Linked DNA regions of Homo sapiens: region 2 is linked to region 1. Evidence: read pairs that join two places in POLR2A ChIA-PET (ENCODE). Cell type or tissue: A673. All regions are shown on one strand. Each heading gives the region's core, and the rest is flanking DNA. Links, peaks and the distances in the headings are about the cores only.

Evidence for each region. Peaks named below come from ENCODE experiments on the same cell type or tissue, not always from the same donor. Only the 100,000 strongest peaks of a DNase experiment are listed, where the experiment ranks them.
Region 2: POLR2A ChIA-PET joins it to region 1 with 5 read pairs; 9 of 35 experiments call an interaction of 5 or more read pairs at or near these places.

What each region holds. Positions count from the first base shown.
Region 1 is chr11:112,045,562-112,054,724 of GRCh38, forward strand. It overlaps DLAT (dihydrolipoamide S-acetyltransferase), which reads left to right. Exons shown (of 14, transcript NM_001931.5): 10 at 302-409; 11 at 5,673-5,788. It also overlaps a transcript of PIH1D2 not described here. Among named protein-coding and RNA genes, the nearest start is that of PIH1D2, 24 kb to the right of the region's middle. In A673, for the core only: no CTCF peak of the experiment used is centred there; DNase peaks (open chromatin) are centred at 3,330 and 5,320; H3K27ac peaks cover 752 bases.
Region 2 is chr11:112,095,440-112,104,602 of GRCh38, forward strand. It overlaps SDHD (succinate dehydrogenase complex subunit D), which reads left to right. Exons shown (of 4, transcript NM_003002.4): 4 at 1-355. Among named protein-coding and RNA genes, the nearest start is that of SDHD, 13 kb to the left of the region's middle. RefSeq lists a silencer at 4,332-4,540. In A673, for the core only: no CTCF peak of the experiment used is centred there; no DNase peak of the experiment used is centred there.

The sequences.
Region 1 (9,163 bases), core at 1,385-6,384:
CCTGTAGTCCCAAGTACTCGGGACGCTGAGGCAGGAGAATTGCTTGAACTTGGGAAATGGAGGTTGTGGTGAGCCGAGATCGCACCACCGCACTCCAGCCTGGGCAACATAGCGAGACTCCATCTCAAAAAAAAAAAAAAATCTAGGAGGTGTTATATTATGGCGGAGTCCTCCATCTTTCAATTATAATAATGCTTGAGGTAAGTATTAGCAGAGAGTAAGGTGAAGAGACAAACAGAGCCCTAAATTAGTTAAGGTCTTAACTCAAGATAATTGATTTTTTAAATCTCTTTGGTTTCAGGTTATTGCACAGCGATTAATGCAATCAAAGCAAACCATACCTCATTATTACCTTTCTATCGATGTAAATATGGGAGAAGTTTTGTTGGTACGGAAAGAACTTAATAAGGTAAAAGTTCTGAAAATTCCAACTTTCTAAGTTATAAAAATTTTGTCTTTCCCCACCAAACATTTATATTTTTGTCCATATATTTTGTTACAATATATCAGTTGGTGGTTACTTTCTTGATCTTGTCCTTTGAAGCACAAGATTTTAAATATTGGTTATGTCCACTTTTATCAATTTTTTTCTTCTGTGCTTTTGGTATTATATCTAAGAAACTATTACCTAGTCTAAGGTCATGAAGATTTATACTTTTGTTTCCTTGTAACAGTTTTATACTTTTAGTTCTTATATTCAGGTCTTTGCTCTATTTTGAGTTAATTTTTTATAGGTGGTGTGAGATAGGAATCCAACCATTGTTTTGCATGTGGACATTTATTCTTTCATCCCAGCACCATCTTTCCCCATCGAATTGTCTTGGTATCCTTGTCAAAATTAATCATATATGTGAGAATTTTATTTCCAGATTTTTTTTTTTTTGTAGATCTTGTTATTTTTTGTTTTGTTTTGTTTTATTATACTTTAAGTTCTGGGATACATGTGCAGAACGTGCAGGTTTGTTACATAGGTATACACGTGCCATGGTGGTTTGCTGCACCCACCAACCCATCATCTACATTAGGTATTTCTCCTAATGCTATCCCTCCCCTTAGCCCCCCACCCCCCTACAGGTCCTGGTGTGTGATGTTTCCCTCCCTGTGTCCATGTGTTCTCATTGTTCAACTCCCACTTACAAGTGAGAACATGCGGTGTTTGGTTTTCTGTTCCTGTGTTAGTTTGCTGAGAATGATGGTTTCCAGCTTCATCCATGTCCCTGCAAAGGACACAAACTCATCCTTTTTTTTATGGCTGCATAGTATTCCATGGTGTGTATGTGCCACATTTTCTTTATCCAGTCTATCATTGATGGGCATTTGGCTTGGTTCCAAGTCTTTGCTATTGGGAACAGTGCTGCAGTAAACATATGTGTGCATGTGTCTTTATAGTAGAATGGTTTATAATCCTTTGGGTCTATACCCAGTAATGGGATTTCTGGGTCAAATGGTATTTCTGGTTCTAGATCCTTGAGGAACCGCCACACTGTCTTCCACAATGGGTTGAACTAATTTACACTCCTACCAACAGTGTAAAAGCGTTCCTATTTCTCCACATTCCAGCATCTGTTGTTTCCTGACTTTTTAGTGATCGCCATTGTAACTGGCGTGAGATGGTAACTCACTGTGGTTTTGATTTGCATTTCTTTAATGACCAGTGATGATGAGCTTTTTTTCATGTTTGTTGGCCACATAAATGTCTTCTTTTGAGAAGTGTCTGTTCATATCCTTTGCCCACTTTTTGATGGGGTCATTTGTTTTTTTCTTGTAAATTTGTTTAAGTTCCTTATAGATTCTGGATATTAGCCCTTTGTTAGATGGATAGATTTCAAAAATTTTCTCCCATTCTGTAGGTTGCCTGTTCACTCTGATGATAGTTTCTTTTGCTGTGCAGAAGCTCTTTAGTTTAATTCGACCCCATTTGTCTATTTTGGCTTTTGTTGCCATTGCTTTTGTTGTTTTAGTCATGAAGTCTTTGCCCATGCCTGTGTCCTGAATGGTATTGCCTAGGTTTTCTTCTAGGGTTTTTATGGTTTTAGGTCTTACGTTTAAGTCTTTAATCCATCTTCAGTTATTTTTTGTATAAGGTGTAAGGAAGGAGTCCAGTTTCAGTTTTCTACATATGGCTAGCCAGTTTTCCCAACATCATTGATTAAATAGGGAATCCTTTCCCCATTGCTTGTTGTTGTCAGGTTTGTCAAAAATCAGATGGTTGTAAATGTGTGGCATTATGTCTGAGGCTTCTGTTCTGTTCCATTGGTCTATATATCTGTTTTGGTACCAGTACCATGCTGTTTTGGTTACTGTAGCCTTATAGTATAGTTTGAAGTCAGGTAGCATGATGCCTCCAGCTTTGTTCTTTTTGCTTAGGATTGTCTTGGCTATACGGGCCCTTTTTTGGTTCCATATGAAATTTAAAGTAGTTTTTTTCTAATTCTGTGAAGAAAGTCAATGGTTGCTTGATGAAGATAGCATTGAATTTATAAATTACTTTGGGCAGTATGTCCATTTTCACGATATTGATTCTTCCTATGCATGAGCATGGAATGCTTTTCCATTTGTTTTTGTGTCCTCTCTTATTTCCTTGAGCAGTGGTTTGTAGTTCTCCTTGAAGAGGTCCTTCACATCCCTTGTAAGTTGTATTCCTAGGTATTCTATTCTTTTTATAGCAATTGTGAATAGGAATTCACTCACAATTTGGCTCTCTGTTTGTCTGTTATTGGCGTGTAGGAATGCTTGTGATTTTTGCACATTGATTTTGTATCCTGAGACTTCACTGAAGTTGCTTATCAGCTTAAGGAGATTTTGGACTGAGATGATGGGGTTTTCTAACTATACAATCATGTCATCTACAAACAGACAATTTGACTTCCTCTTTTTCTATTTGAATACTCTTTATTTCTTTCTCTTGCCTGATTGCCCTGGCCAGAACTTCCAATACTATGCTGAATAGGAGTGGTGAGAGAGAGCATCCTTGTCATGTGCCAATTTTTGAGACTGAGTCTCACTCTGTTGCCCAGACTGGGGTGCAGTGGCGTGATCTTGGCTTACTGCAACCTCCACCTTCCAGGTTCAAGCAATTCTCGTCCCTCAGCCTCCCGAGTAGCTGGGATTACAGGTATGAGCCACCAGGCATGGCTAATTTTTGTATTTTTAGTAGGGACAGGATTTCACCATGTTGGCCAGGCTGGTCTCGAACTCTTGACCTCAAATGATCCACCCACCTTGGCCTCCCAAAGTGCTGGAATTACAGCCATGAGCCCCCATGCCTGGCCTATTTCCAGGTTCTTAATTCCATTCCATTAATCTCTGTATACCCTTAATGTCAGTACCACAGTCTTGATTACTTTAGCTTTGTAATAAGTTGTAAAATCAGGAAACGTGAGTCATCTTTGTTCTTTTTTCTCAAGATTTTTTTTTTTTTTTTTTTTTTTTTTTAAAGACAGAGTCTTGCTCTGTCACCCAGGCTAGAGTGCAGTGGCGTGATCTTGGCTCACTGCCAGCTCTGCCTCCCGGGTTCATGCCATTCTCCTGCCTCAGCCTCCCAAGTAGCTGGGACTACAGACGCCCACCACCATGCCCGGCTAATTTTTTGTATTTTTAGTAGAGACGGGGTTTCACCGTGTTAGCCAGAATCAAGATTGTTTTGTCTGAGTCCCTTGCAATTCTAAGTGAATTTTAGGATTAGCTTGTAAATTTCTGCATTGAAGCCAGTTGACATTTTGATAAGGATTGATTGGATGTATCTGCTGATCAGTTTGGCAAGTGTTGCCATCCGAAGAATATAGTCTTTTCATCCATGAACATGTAGATGCCCCTGTATTAGTTAGGTGTTCTTCAGTCTCTTTCAACAGTTTTTTTATAGTTTTTCAGAGTGTAAGTTTTGCACTCTAAATTTGCATTTGTTAAACTTATTTCTAGGTATTTTATTCTTTTTGATACTACTCTAAGTGGAATTGTTTTCTAGATTTCATTTTCAGATTGTTCATTGCTACTATATAAAGGTATGATTGATTTTTTTTTTTTTTTAAGACTAGTCAGGTATACTAGTGAGAAGGGCGGAAGAGTAGAAAAGAAGTTAGATTTATAATGGACTCTGAGCAATCAATTGAGATAACAATTCATTTTTCTATATTGATCTTTTTTTTCATATACCTGCTGAAATGGGATCTATATTGACCTTGTATCCTGCAAACTTGCTGAAGTCATTTATTAGTTCTTACAGTTTTTTAGTGTATTTCTTAGGTTTTTCTGTAAACAAGATAATGTTATCTGCAAATAGAGATAATTTTACTTTTTTCATTTTGACCTGTATGCCTTTTATTTCCTTTCTTGCCTAATTGCTCTGGCTGGCGCCTCTAGGCAATGTTGAATAGGTGTAGCAGAAGTGAACATCTTGTCTTGTTCTCGATCTTTGGGAGAATAAGTCTTTGGTCATTAAATAGTTGTGAGGTTTCCATAGATCAGGTTGAGCAAGTTCCCTCCTGTTCCCAGTTAGTAAGAGTGTTTTGATCATGAAAAGGGGTATTGAATTTTATCAAATGCTCTTTCTGTGTCTGTTGAGATGATTATGTGTTTTTTGTCCTGTATTCTGTTAGGACATTATTACATTAATGGATTTTCAGATGTTAATGGAAATTTGCATTCTTGGGATAAATCAGATTTGATCATGGTGAATGATCCTTTTTATATATTGCTGGATTTTATTTGCTAGCGTTTTGTTGAAGATTTTTACATCTATATTCATAAGATATTAGTGTGTACTTTTTTTTTTTTTTCTTCTAATGTCGTCTTTGGTTTTGGTATCAGGCTAATCCCGGCCTTACAGAATGTGTGGGGAAGTGTTTCTTGCTCTTCTTTGATTTTTCTTTGAAAGAATTTGTGAGGAATTGATATTAATTCTTCTTTAATATTTGGTAGAATACTGACGAAGCCATTTGGGTCTAAGCTTTTCTACATGGGTAGTTTTTAAATTACCAGTTCAATCTCTTTGTTAGTTATAGGTCTATTCAGAGTTTTTGTTTCTCCTTGGTTCAGTTTTGGTAGCTTGTGTCTGTATGGTTGTTCATAGTATTCCCTATAATTCTTTTTACTTCTGTAAGGTAGATAGTAATGTCCCCTATTTCACTCCTAATTTTAGAAATTCTAGTCTTCTCTCCTCTTCTTGGTCAGTCTAACTAAACATTTATCATTGTGGTTGTCATTTGATTGATCTTTTCAAAGAACCAAATTTTGTTATTGTTGAGATGAATGAAAATGATGACATAACATACTGTAACTTATGGGATTATGCTAAAGCAGTGCTTAGCAGGAAACAGCTGTAAGAGTCCGCATTTAAAAAGATGAAAGAACCAATGTTTGGTTTCATTTCTTTCTTTCCACCTCAGGATATTTGTATATTCTCTTTCTCTTCCTCCTTTTCTCACGATTATACAGTTTTACTCTTTGGTGAGAGAATTTAGAAACTACAGTTGTCCGGGGAGGGAAAGCATTAGGAAAAATAGCTGATGCATGTGAGGCCTAATACCTGGGTGATGGGTTGACAGGTGCAGCAAACCACCATGGCACATGTTTACCTATATAATAAACCTGGACATTCTGCACATGCACCCTGAAACTTAAAATTAAAATTAAAATTAAAAAAGAAGAAACTACAGTTCTTCTTGTCTTTCCAGATATTAGAAGGGAGAAGCAAAATTTCTGTCAATGACTTCATCATAAAAGCTTCAGCTTTGGCATGTTTAAAAGTTCCCGAAGCAAATTCTTCTTGGATGGACACAGTTATAAGACAGTAAGTATAACTGGGGAAGATATATATCCATCGGTAGTTTTCTTGTATTATTTAATGTGTGAGTGGAGTTGAGGGGATAAGGAGAAATGGAATACAGAGAGGCAGATGACTTACATAGGTCAAACAACTTGAAAACAACACAAAAATGTTTATGAGTTACTGCTTTTTACTTTTTTTTCTTACTGGCCCCAATTTTCAACCTTGTTTTTGTTTTTGTTTTTGTTGTTGTTGTTGATTTATTTTTTAAAGAGATAGGGTCTTGCTCTGTTGTCCAGGCTGGTCTTGAACTCTTGGGCTCAAGCAATTCTACAGCCTCGGCCTCCCAAAGTTCTGGGATTTCAGGTGTGAGCCACAGTGTCCAGCCTGCGATATTGCTGGATTTAGCTAGTAAAGGCTATAGATTCTTTGTATGAGTTCAGCAAAGGGAGATTAGTGAACAAATATGTGTAATTAAGTTGATAATGACTGTCACAAAGCAGGGTTAAACAGATGATTTTCATTCTCCTGAACTTTACGGGCAAAATTAGAACAGTAATTGTTAATAATACAATGGTATAGAGTAGTATGGTACTCAGTGTGTCTCTTTTATCTCATTCAATTCTCATGACTATCTTATGATTTAAGTGCTTTCACTTCCATTTCTAGATAAAGAAACAGACTCCGTGAGTTAAGTAACTTGCCCTGAGTTAATAAATTAGTGTTAGGACTGTGATTAGAACCAAGATTCTGACTCCTAAGCCTATTCGTTTCTTGCTGTGTAGATGCTTCTATGTTATTCTTATTCTGAAAGGAAAAAAACAAACTTTTTTCCTTTGTACTTTGCTGTCACACAGTCACAGCACCGCTTCTGTGACCAGATGAGTAGAGGCAGGGGTGGGGAGGGTTTCCCCACACACCAACCAAACAATTAATTCTGCAGTGATTTCCTCTAATTCAATTCAATTCAATTCTGGTGCTGTCTACCTGTAGATAGTGTCAGATCCCAAAGATTGAGGGCTCAGTCCTACAAGACTGCCCTCACTTCAGATGCCAGTCAAAAGTGTAGGCCACTCATACTTGTAACTGACTGGCTACAAACTTGTTGCTGTGACCTCTTCCTTGGGTTTGATTAACTTGCTAGGACAATTCACAGAACTTGGGGAAACACTTTATGTTTATTATAAAGGATATTACAAAGGATATGGATGAACACCAGATGAAGAGATGGCTAGGGCGAGGTTTGAGGTGGGGTGGTGCAGAGCTTCCATGTCCTTTCTGGGCATACCACCCTTCCAGCACTTCCACAGTTCAGCAACTGGAAGCTCATTAAATCTTGTTGAAGGGTCTTAATAGAGGGGGCTGGGGAGAAAAAGGAAAGGAAGAAAAAAGTCTTTGTAGAGTTTGATCTCCAGGATCTCCAGCCTACATCTCCCTCCCCTTTCCCTTAGGTCAGTGGGTAGAGCTAAAAGTTCCAACTCTCTAATCCTCTAGTCATTTTGACCCTTCCAGTGACTGGCGCCATCCCGAGGTTACTTAGGGATCCCACCCTAAGTATCCGTCATGGAGCTTATTATATAAGGGCTCATTATAAATAACAAAACATACTCCTATCACTCAGGAAATTCCGGTTCTAGGGGCTCTATGACAGGAACTGGCAACATGGGGACAAAGACCAAGTATATATTATACCACACTTACTAATATTTATTAATATTTTAGGGCCGGGCTCACACCTGTAATCTCAGCACTTTGAGAGGCCGAGGCAGGTGGATCACTTGAGGTCAGGAGTTCGAGACCAGCCTGGCCAACATGGTGAAACCCCATCTCTACTAAAAATACAAAAATTAGCTGAGCGTGGTGGTGCATGCCTGTAATCTCAGCTACTTGGGAAGCTGAGGCAGGAGAATTGCTTGAACCCAGGAGGTGGAGGTTGCAGTGAACTGAGATTGTGCCATTGCAGTCCAGCCTGGGTGATAAGAGCAAAACTCTGTCTCAAAAAAATATTTTCCTAATAAATATTAAATTTAGGTTAGAATACTGCTCCATGGCTTAGAGTGACTTGTTCTAACCCTTAATCTGAGGTCAGTTCCCAGGAGGCAAACACAACTGTTTGTTTTTTTTTGTTTTTTGTGTTTTGTTTTTGTGACAGAGTCTCTTTCTGTCGCCTAGGCTAGAGTGCAGTGGCGTGATCTTGGCTCACTGCAACCTCCGCCTCCCGAGTTCAAGCAATTTTCCTACCTCAGCCTCCTGAGTAGCTGGGATTACAGGCATGCGCCACCACTCCCAGGTAATTTTTTTGTAGTTTTAGTAGATATGGGGTTTCACCATATTGGCCAGACTGGTCTTGAACTCTTGACCTTGTGAGCCGCCCACCTTGGCCTCCCAAAGTGCTGGGATCACAGGTGTGAGCTACCACGCCCAGCCCTTAAACACAGCTTTTAAACTATTGTTTCTTCTGGTATTTATTTACCTGCAGATTTCCAAATAACATTTTTCTGTTGCCTTTTATGAGTTTTTCATTTATTTTACTTTATTGACTGACTCCCCGTTAAAGAACATTAATATTTAGCTTTAGCTCCAGTCTTGGGACTAGAGAGAAAAAAAAAGGTAGGTTTGTTATGCCCTTCCTACATACACACACATAACACCATCTTCCCAAATTGATTGTAGCACAAATTTGGATTAAATCTATATTTGGGGCCAGGTATGGTGGCTCACACCTGTAATCCCAGCACTTTGGGAGGCCAAGGCAGGTGGATCGCCTGAGGTCAAGCGTTCGAGATCAGCCTGGCCAACATGGTGAAACCCTGTCTCTGCTAAAAATACAAAAAAAAAAAAATAGCTAGGTATGGTGGTGCGCGCCTGTAGTCCCAGCTAATCAGGAGGCTGAGGCAGGAGAATTGCTTGAACCTGGGAGGCGGAGGTTGCAGTGAGCTGGGATTGCACGCGCCACTGCACTCCAGCCTGAGCAACAGAGCAAGACTGCATTTCAAATAATAATAATAATAAATAAATATAAATCTATATTTGGTTAATTTTTTTAGAGTATGTGTGTGTGTCCAGTGTTAATATTTGAATGCCTGTGACAGTGATTGTGTATGACTAAGACATGTATGATACCATGAATGCTAACCTAATTGATTTTAATAATTGCTTTAGGGAAGGCTAGTTTTCTACGTATATGTGAATTCTTTCTGAAACTCCACAAGCGAGGAGAGGAGATTCAGAAACCATTAAACCATTTCTCAATCTGATCAAACCTATTGGGTAAACTCTTTGTTCTAACTTTTCCTTGGTCATTCTTCATTTGGAGAACATCTGGACATCTAATATTCTTTATAAACTGTATAGTTTTCCAGGGCTGCCATTATTAATGACCACAAAGTTGATGGATTA
Region 2 (9,163 bases), core at 1,648-6,647, 50 kb after region 1:
CCACCTACTGATGGTTACATATACTAGGGAAATTTTAAAATTAGGAAATGCTGATAGCTCATATTATAAATTTCTAAATCCTAGGAAGAAACGCTTGGAGTGCTTCTGAATATACAGAAGTTCCATTTAAGGGCAAGTTTCCCTGTAGATGTATCAAAATACTACCAACTGTAAATTGAGATTTAATTCCCAAATGTATTCTACTTGTTCTAAAACAATCTGTCCACAAATATAAAACTATAAGTAATAAATTGTTATTTTCGCACAATGGGAATCTCTAATGTGAAAATGTATTCTATGAAAATAATTTTTTTAAATAAAATGTTATATAATAAAAGTGTCTTCTATGCTTTTATATATTAGCTATCAGTAGTTTTATTCATTAGAATTAGGTGTCCATTGCATCCACAGCATGAAAACAAAATTGGGTTTTTTTTTTTTTTTGAGACGGAGTCGCACTCTGTCACCCAGGTTGGAGTGCAGTGGCGTGATCTCGGAGCACTGCAAGCTCCGCCTCCCAGGTTCATGTCATTCTCCTGCCTCAGCCCCCCGAGTAACTGGGATTACAGGCACCCACCACCACGCCCAGCTAATATTTTGTATTTTCAGTGGACATGGGGTTTCACCGTGTTAGCAAGGATGGTCTCGAACTGCTGACCTCGTGATCCACCCATCTTGGCCTCCCAGAGTGCTGGGATTACAGGCATGAGCCACCCCGCCCAGCCAAAATTGAGTGTTTAAATTTTCTTCTGGGGCTTAGCAGTTAGGTAAATCAGACACAAAGTACTGGAAAACAAAAAGGACTTGTAATAGGCAGAAAAATACCAAGTGTATAAGTAATTTGGTATAAACAGAGTATAAGGTTTAGTATTTAGGAATAAGAACTATGTCCAGATTATGGTGTTCTGTGAATACCAGCCTTTGGAATTCATATTATGTTCTATGTGTATTTAGTCTGGTCTAAGAGTTGAGTGTAAGGCATGATGCTGTCTTCTATCAATATAGAGTAACTGGGACTAAGCACATTTTACTCACCAAGGACCTTACTGGGAAGCTGAGGCAAAGGAAGAGTATGTGTTTATGAATGTGTACTAGGGGTTAAAGACATGCTCTCCTTGATGTGCCTGTGGTCTTGTAGAGACTCAAGTGTGCATTAGGGTTTAGGAAGAGGTGATTAATTCTGTTTTGGGGTGGGTAAAAGGTTTCAAAAGAGGGTGATGCCTGAATAGCAGTGGCACACCAACAGATAGTGGTGGTGGGACCAGTCCACCCTGGTGGGAGAGAATATATAAACAATATTCTGACATTGTTTAGAATTGCTGATGCTTGATGATGATAAAAAACAAATGGACTAAAAGTCAATTTTATTGTTTTAAAATTCTCTATAGACGATCCCCTCCCCACCTTGTAGTGTCATTCCTTCCCTTCCCTAGCTCTCAGTATACTGCTGCTGTAGAGTGGAGTGATGAAATGGAGTCTTCCATAAAGTCAAAATGGGGATGGCAGTGACTCTGGATAATATGGGAATCCATAGCTATCTCTAGTACCATCAGATCCTAGATATACAAGGCTGTCTAGTGCTAATAAGCTTCATTAGATGGTGAACGAAGTTGGAGTGGAGGCTGGTTGGGCACTGCCTGCCCCATGTCCCTGCTGGTTTGGTCATTAGGATGGAGCTGAGCTGTCTTTGGGAAGTCAGTAGGTTGCTGTGAGCTGCTGGAAAATGAGGCAAGATTCCGGAAGGGTGCTGTGGCTCATGCCTGTAATCCCAGCACTTTGGGAGGCTGAGGCAGTAGGATTGCTTGAGGCCAGGAGTTTAAAACCAGCGTGGGCAACATAGCAAGACCCTGTCTCTACAAAAATACAATAAAACAAAAAAAAGATTAGCCGGGCATCACTGGCAGTGGCATGTGCCTGTAGTTCTAGCTACTTGGGAGGCCGAGGTGGGAGAATTGTTTGAGCCCAGGAGTTTGAGGTTACAATGAGCTATGATCATACCACCGCACTCCAGCTTAGGTGACAGAGTGAAATCTTGTCTCTTTAAAAAAAAAAAAAATCCAAGGGCTAACAGCAATAGTAGTTTCTGACGGTAAGCAGGACATGATCAGAACTGTGCTTTAGAAATAATTTGGGTACCATTAGGTGGGTTAATAAGCTAGAGGTAGAAGGACATGTGAGGGGATAGAGACAGAATAAAGGGCCTGAACTTTGAGAGTAGCAGTGGAAGTAGGAGTCAATCTCAAAAGGTATTGTAGAAGTCAAAAACATTAATTCATTCATTTGATAGATACTAAGTACCTCATGTAATCAGCACTGTGCCAGGTACTGTGGATAACGATAAAATTTTACCTGCCTTTGAAGGGAATTCATAGTCTAATTGGGGCAACAGAAGAATGACTGCAATACGGTGTAGTAAGTGCAGTGATGGTGAAGCACGTCATGCGCTGTGATGTAACAAAGGGTGCAGTAAGGATTTGCCTGCAAGTTTCCTGGAAGAGAAGATTTGTAACCTGGGTTTTGAAAGATAAGGAGCTGACAGTGGCTGGGGAAGCTGGGATGAGGTGTAGGGTTGACTGGAGGATGGCAGATCAAGCAAAAGATGATATGTAGTTTGGTATGACCCAGCACAGGGAGGGACTGATTGTAGAGGACCTTATATGCCACGATAAGTAATTGAAACTTTATCTTTTTTTTTTTTTTTTTGAGACAGAGTCTGACTCTGTGGCCCAGGCTGGAATGTAGTGGCGCGATCTTGGCTCACTGCAACCTCTGCCTCCCATACTCAAGACATCCTCCCACCTCAGCCTCTTGAGTAGCTGGGACTACAGGCACATGCCACCATCCCTGGCTAATTTTTGTATTTTTTGTAGAGATGGGGTCTTGCTCTGTTGCCCAGGCTGGTCTCAAACTCCTGGCCTCAAGTGATTCACCCACCTCCGCCTCCCAAAGGGCTGGGATTTCAGGCGTGAGCCACTGTGCCTGGCCTGCGACTTTATCTTGACAGCAATATGGAGTTACTGAAGACTTAATTATGCAAACGGCATGATCCAATTTTTATTTTAAATAGGTTTTGCTGACAGCTATGTAAAGAATGGATTTGTGGGAGGTAAGCATGGAAACAGATTATTTTAGTGACCCAGAAAAGAAATAATGAATTGTGAAGGCAATTGTAGCTAGAATGAAGGAGAGAACAAATTTAAGAAATATTTAGAACTTAGAATCAATGAGAGTTATACTAAGATGTGAACGCTTGAGGGAGGAAGGAGCTTTGCTCAATTTTTTGTTGTAAATAGGTGGATGGGAGGTAGTGTCATTAAAGAAAAATGTTGAAGGAAAATTAGATATGGTACTGGAATCAGTAACTACTGAAGTTTTGGATTTGTGAGACGGCTAGGAAGAGATAGAATTTGTAGACTTCTATTTTTTGGCAATATGGCAGACTCAATTTTAGAAAGTATTTACTTTGATATGAAGCCTGTTAGAATGTTAAACAAGAACACCTTTAAAAATATTTCATTTATTTATTTGGGACGGAGTTTCACTCTTGTTGCCCAGGCTGGAGTGCAATGGCATGATCTCGGCTCACTGCAACCTCCGCTTCCTGGGTTCAAGCGGTTCTCCTGCCTCAACCTCCTGAGTAGCTGGGATTACAGGTGCCCACAACCACACCTGGCTAATTTTTGTATTTTTAGTAGAGATGGGGTTTCAGCTATGTTGGCCAGGCTGGTCTCAAAACTCCTGACCTCAGGTGATCCACCCACCTCGGCCTCCCAAAGTGCTGGGATTACAGACCACTGCACCCGGCCAAAACATATTATTTAGTTTGCAAAAAGAAATCTTCTGGAGCCAGACCAAAGTAAGTCTGCAGCTAGGGAGGTAAGCAAGTGCTTAGGGTATCAGTTGCCCCTAAGAGTATCTACTAAGCCCAGGTGGCCCAGAGTTCTAGTCTTCTTCTTCTTATTATTATTATTATATATATATTTTTGAGACAGAGTCTCGCTCTGTCACCCAGGCTGGAGTGCAGTGGTGCGATCTTGGCTCACTGCAAGCTCCGCCTGCCAGGTTCACACCATTCTCCCACCTCAGCCTCTGGAGTAGCTGGGACTACAGGCGCCTGCCACCATGCCCGGCTAATTTTGTTTTCATATTTTTAGTAGAGACGGGGTTTCACCGTGTCAGCCAGGATGGTCTTGATCTCCTGACCTCATGATCCGCCTGCCTCGGCCTCCCAAAGTGCTAGGATTACAGGCATGAGCCACCACGCCTAGCCATTATTATATTTTTTTGAGTCAGAATCACGCTCTGTTGTCCAGGTTGGAGTGCAGTGGCGTGATCAAACTCACTGCAGCCTTGATCTCCTGTGCTCAAGTGATCCTCCCACCTCAGCCTTCTGAAAGTAGCTGGGATTACAGACTTGTGCCACCATGCCTAGCTAATTTTTTTGATTTTTAGTAGAGATGAGGTCTCACTGTGTTGCCCAGGCTGGTCTCAAACTCCTGAGCTCAAGTAATCCACCTGCCTTTGCCTCCCAAAGTGCTTGCATTATATGCTTGCGCCACCATGTCTGGCCGGATTCTAGTTTTAAGAAGGTGGCACATAGGCCAGGAGAAAAGCTTAGGGCTCAAACCAGGGAGTTAGAATGAAGATTCCCCTAAACCAAGAACCATAAAGAGTTTTGCCCTCAGAGAAAGGGTGAATTAGAAAAAATGATATTTGCTCACACCTGTAATCCCAGCACTCTGGGAGGCCGAGGCGGGTGGATCATCTGAGGTTGGGAGTTCGAGACCATCCTGACCAACAGAGAGAAACCCTGTCTCTACTAAAAATACAAAAAAAAAAAAAAAAAAAAGGGCCGGGCGTGGTGGTGGGTGCCTGTAATCCCAGCTACTCGGGAGGCTGAGGCAGGAGAATTGCTTGAACCCGGGAGGCAGAGGTTGCGGTGAGCTGAGATCACACCATTACACTCCACCCTGGGCAACAAGAGTGAAACTCCATCCCCCCCAAAAGAAAAACTGATATTTATCTGAAAAAGCAGAGAGCAGAGCAATGTGTGTATCTTGCCTTGGCTCAGGTTGGAGGAAAGAGTCTCTTCTGAGAATGTGTGGCTAAGAGCCAGTCCTCATGCCAGTTTGGAGTCCGAGTTCAAGTTACCTGCATATCTAAAAAGGTTACATGGGGCAAATTTAACTTTGACCTAGGTTTGTAGGGCATGGTAGTCAGCACAAATCCTCACCAGAGAGAGAAGGGTTACCCCAACACAAGCTTCAAAAATCCCCATAAAGTTCCAGTGAACGTGAACTGTCAGCAAAAATCACAGTACTGGAATGTCCTGAGCAAGAGTCAGCACAAATAAACAGAACCATACCCACAAAGAATTCAGACCCTGGAATTTTCAGATACACATTATAAACATAAGATGAGATATAAGTCTAAATATAAGTCAGCTTTCTGCTCAGGGATCAGAAAGCTTTTGGAGAGAGTGGTATATACTTGATGTTATCGTCTCAATTCATAGAATCTTAAAAAGTAGATGTCTACTTAGGAGAGTTTTCTCCTCTGGACACCTGATAATGAGTGTCAGGGTCAATTCCCAGTGGGGCTGAATGTTCAGTTTCTGAGACCTAAGCACCACTGTGAAGCATGTATCCATGACTATGGGCCTGGAGCTTCAGAACGGTGTCTATGAGATTAAAATACCCAAATGGTCATTTCCAATGTGGTTCTAACTCTAACTTTCATCAGTGACTGTTTCTAAACTAGTCTTCCAGGCCAGGTGCAGTGGCTCATGCCTGTAATCCCAGCACTTTGGGAGGCCGAGGCAGGCGGATCGCCTGAGGTCAGGAATTCGAGACCAGCCTGGCCAACATGGTGAAACCCTGTCTCTACCAAAATATACAAAAATTAGCCGGGTGTGGTGGCATGCGCCTGTATAGTCCTAGCTACTTGGGAGATTGACGCGGGAGAATTGCTTGAACCCAGGAAGTGGAGGTTGCAGTGAGCTGAGATTGCGCCACTGCACTCCAGCTTGGGTGACAGAGTGAGACCCTGTCTCAAACATATAAATATAGGGCCTGGCACAGTGACTCACGCCTGTAATCCCAGCACTTTGGGAGGCTGAGGCAGGTGGATCACCTGAGGTCAGGAGTTTGAGACCAGCCTGGCCAACATGGTGAAACCCCGTCTCTACTAAAAATACAAATATTAGCCTGCCATGGTGGCTTATGCCTGTAGTCCCAGCTACTCAAGAGGCTGAAGCAGGAGAATTGCTTGAACCCGGGAGGCGGAGGCTGCAGTACGCCAAAATCATGTCACTGCACTCCAGCCTGGGCAACAGAGTGAGACTCAGTCTCAATAAATAATAATATAATATAATATAAATATAAATAAAAAACTAGTCTTTCAGTTGTAGATTATGCTGGTGATGATGGGAGACACAATGTATCTATTGGTATTCTTTTGAGAAACAGAGTTTGTAAATTGGGCATAAGACTATGTATATGAGATTCATTTTTGAAAAAATACAAGATTACTACATACCAAGGATGAAATCTGTTACGGGATGTGTCAAGCCCAGCCTCATAGAGTGTTTCTATAATAGTTTAATATGAAAGCTTATGAAGATTTTAAGAAGTAAATTGCAATATCATCAGGCCTATGTATAAAACTTAAAAACGTAAAACTAAGGGAGGCTGGGCGCGGTGGCTCATACCTGTAATCCCATCACTTTGGGAGGCTGAGGCGGGCGTATTATGAGGTCAGGAGTTCGAGACCAGCCTGGCCAATATGGTGAAATCCTGTCTCTACTAAAAATACAAAAATTAGCCGGGTATGGTGGCATGAGCCTATAGTCCCAGCTACTCGAGAGACTGAGGCAGGAGAATTGCTTGAACATGGGAGGTGGAGGTTGCAGTAAGCCGAGATGTGCCACTGCACTCCAGCCTGGGCTACAGAGCAAGACTCTGTCTCAAAAAACAACAACAACAACAAAAAAACCAAAAAAAAAATAATAAGGGAAAGCTGTAGTCTACCAGAAATGTTATAAACTATTATTAAAAAGTTTTTTTTTTTTTTTTTGAGATGGAGTCTTGCTCTTTCACCCAGGCTGGAGTGCAGTGGTGCAATCTCAGCTCACTGGAACCTCTGCCTCTGGGTTCAAGAGATTCTCCTGCCTCAGCCTCCCGAGTAGCTGGGATTACAGGCACCCGCCACCACGCCTGGCTAATTTTTGTATTTTTATTAGAGACAGGGTTTCACCATGTAGGCCAGGCTGGTCTTGAACTCCTTGCCTCAAGTGATCCGCCTGCCTTGGCCTCCCAAAGGATTACAGGCGTGAGCCACTGCACCCAGCCTCAAATGGTCTTTAATGTTGGTGTTTCTTTGTATATTTGTTCTGGATTATTATAATTAAAATGAACAATACATTGATATGATTAATAAATTAATGCATTGATATGATAAATAAAATGAGTAAGCCTCTTAGGTAAGACTTTTTTGACTAGTACTTTATAAAGTTTGAGCCAGTTTGTCCCTGTCAATTGAGCTATTATTATATTATTATTTTTGCAGCATGAAAATTATTGAGCTGGAGGTAGTTTGGGAGAAACCAAGCAGTATGAAACAGTCTTGACAAAACCAATGTCCTTCCTCTTATCCACCCTTCTACCCCCAATGAGGGCAGAGTGTTGTATTTTAATCCCTCTTATATACAGAAATCAGATTGAACAACTATTGTTATAATACCAACGCTGGTAAAGCTAGAAAGGGCTGTTTGTATAAGGTGGCGGCCTTTTTTTTTTTTTTTTTGAGACGGAGTCTTGCTTTGTCACCAGGCTGGAGTGCAGTGGCACGATCTTGGCTCACTGCAATCTCTGCCTCCTGGGTTCAAGCAATTCCCCTGCCTCAGCCTCTTGAGTAGCTGGGATTACAGGCACCCACTACCATGCCCTGCTAATTTTTTGTGTTTTAGTAGAGACGGGGTTTCACTATGTTGGCCAGGATGGTCTCGATCTCCTGACCTCGTGATCCACCCGCCTCAGCTTCCTAAAGTGCTGGGATTATAGGTGTGAGCCACCGTGCCCGGCCAAGGTAGCAGGCTTTAAAGCATGACCTTTAGCATGCACTTTATTCTTAATGACTGAAATTTGCTTTGGGTGTTGGAGTATCTTTAGTAAGTCATTAGTTTCTTTTCCATTTTTGATTCAGTTGTCTGAGGAAGTTAGGAAACCCCTTTGTTTGCACAATGTGCTGAAATCACAAGCAATCCTGAAAGTTCATCTGTAGACAATATGGATGTTAACTCTTAATCCTTTAGCGTGATGGCGTGTTCTTAATAGAGCTATCAGTTTAGCTGTCTAAGCTGTTGCTTATAAAGTATTCCAAAATGGAATATTTCAAAGTTATAGCATATTTGGTGCAAAGTATACCTTGATTCATTTTTAATTATGAGTCATAATCAAAAGGCAATATATCAGGGTTGTACAGGAGAACATCAGTCAAATCAAGACTGGGCATGCTTAGATTTTAAATATTGGACAATATTGAGATTCCTCTTCATCAGGAAGGGGAAATAGGGCAGCTAGATTTAGATTGGAGCAGTATTTAACAGCTAAAAAGGAAGCAGACAAATAATATAGAAGGTAATGAGCTTGTAATGAGTCCCTAGTTTTGAGTAAACATCACTAAAACAACCAGTCTGTCTTTTTTTTTTTTTTTTTGAGATGGAGTTTTGCTCTTGTCTACGCTGGAGTGCAATAGCACTATTTTGGCTCACTGCAACCCCCACCTTTCGGGTTTAAGCAATTCTCCTGCCTTGGCCTCCTGAGTAGCTGGGATTACAGGTGTGCGCCACCACACCTGGCTAATTTTTGTATTTTTAGTAGAGACGGGGTTTCACCATGTTGGTCAGGCTGGTCTCAAACTCCTGACCTCAGGTGATTCACCCACCTTGGCCTCCCAAAGTGCTAGGATTACAGGCATGAGCCACCGCACCCAGCTGACAACCAGTCTTTCATGTACAAACAATGAGAAGGCTTTAGCATAGTTAGGAAATGCCCAAGTTCGAGATGATTTTGAGAGGTTATTATTTAAGAAAGAAAATGCCTGTTGAACATTTGTATCCTATGGGCAGAGCTGTGAGTTATTAAGTGAACTCATACAGTGTTTT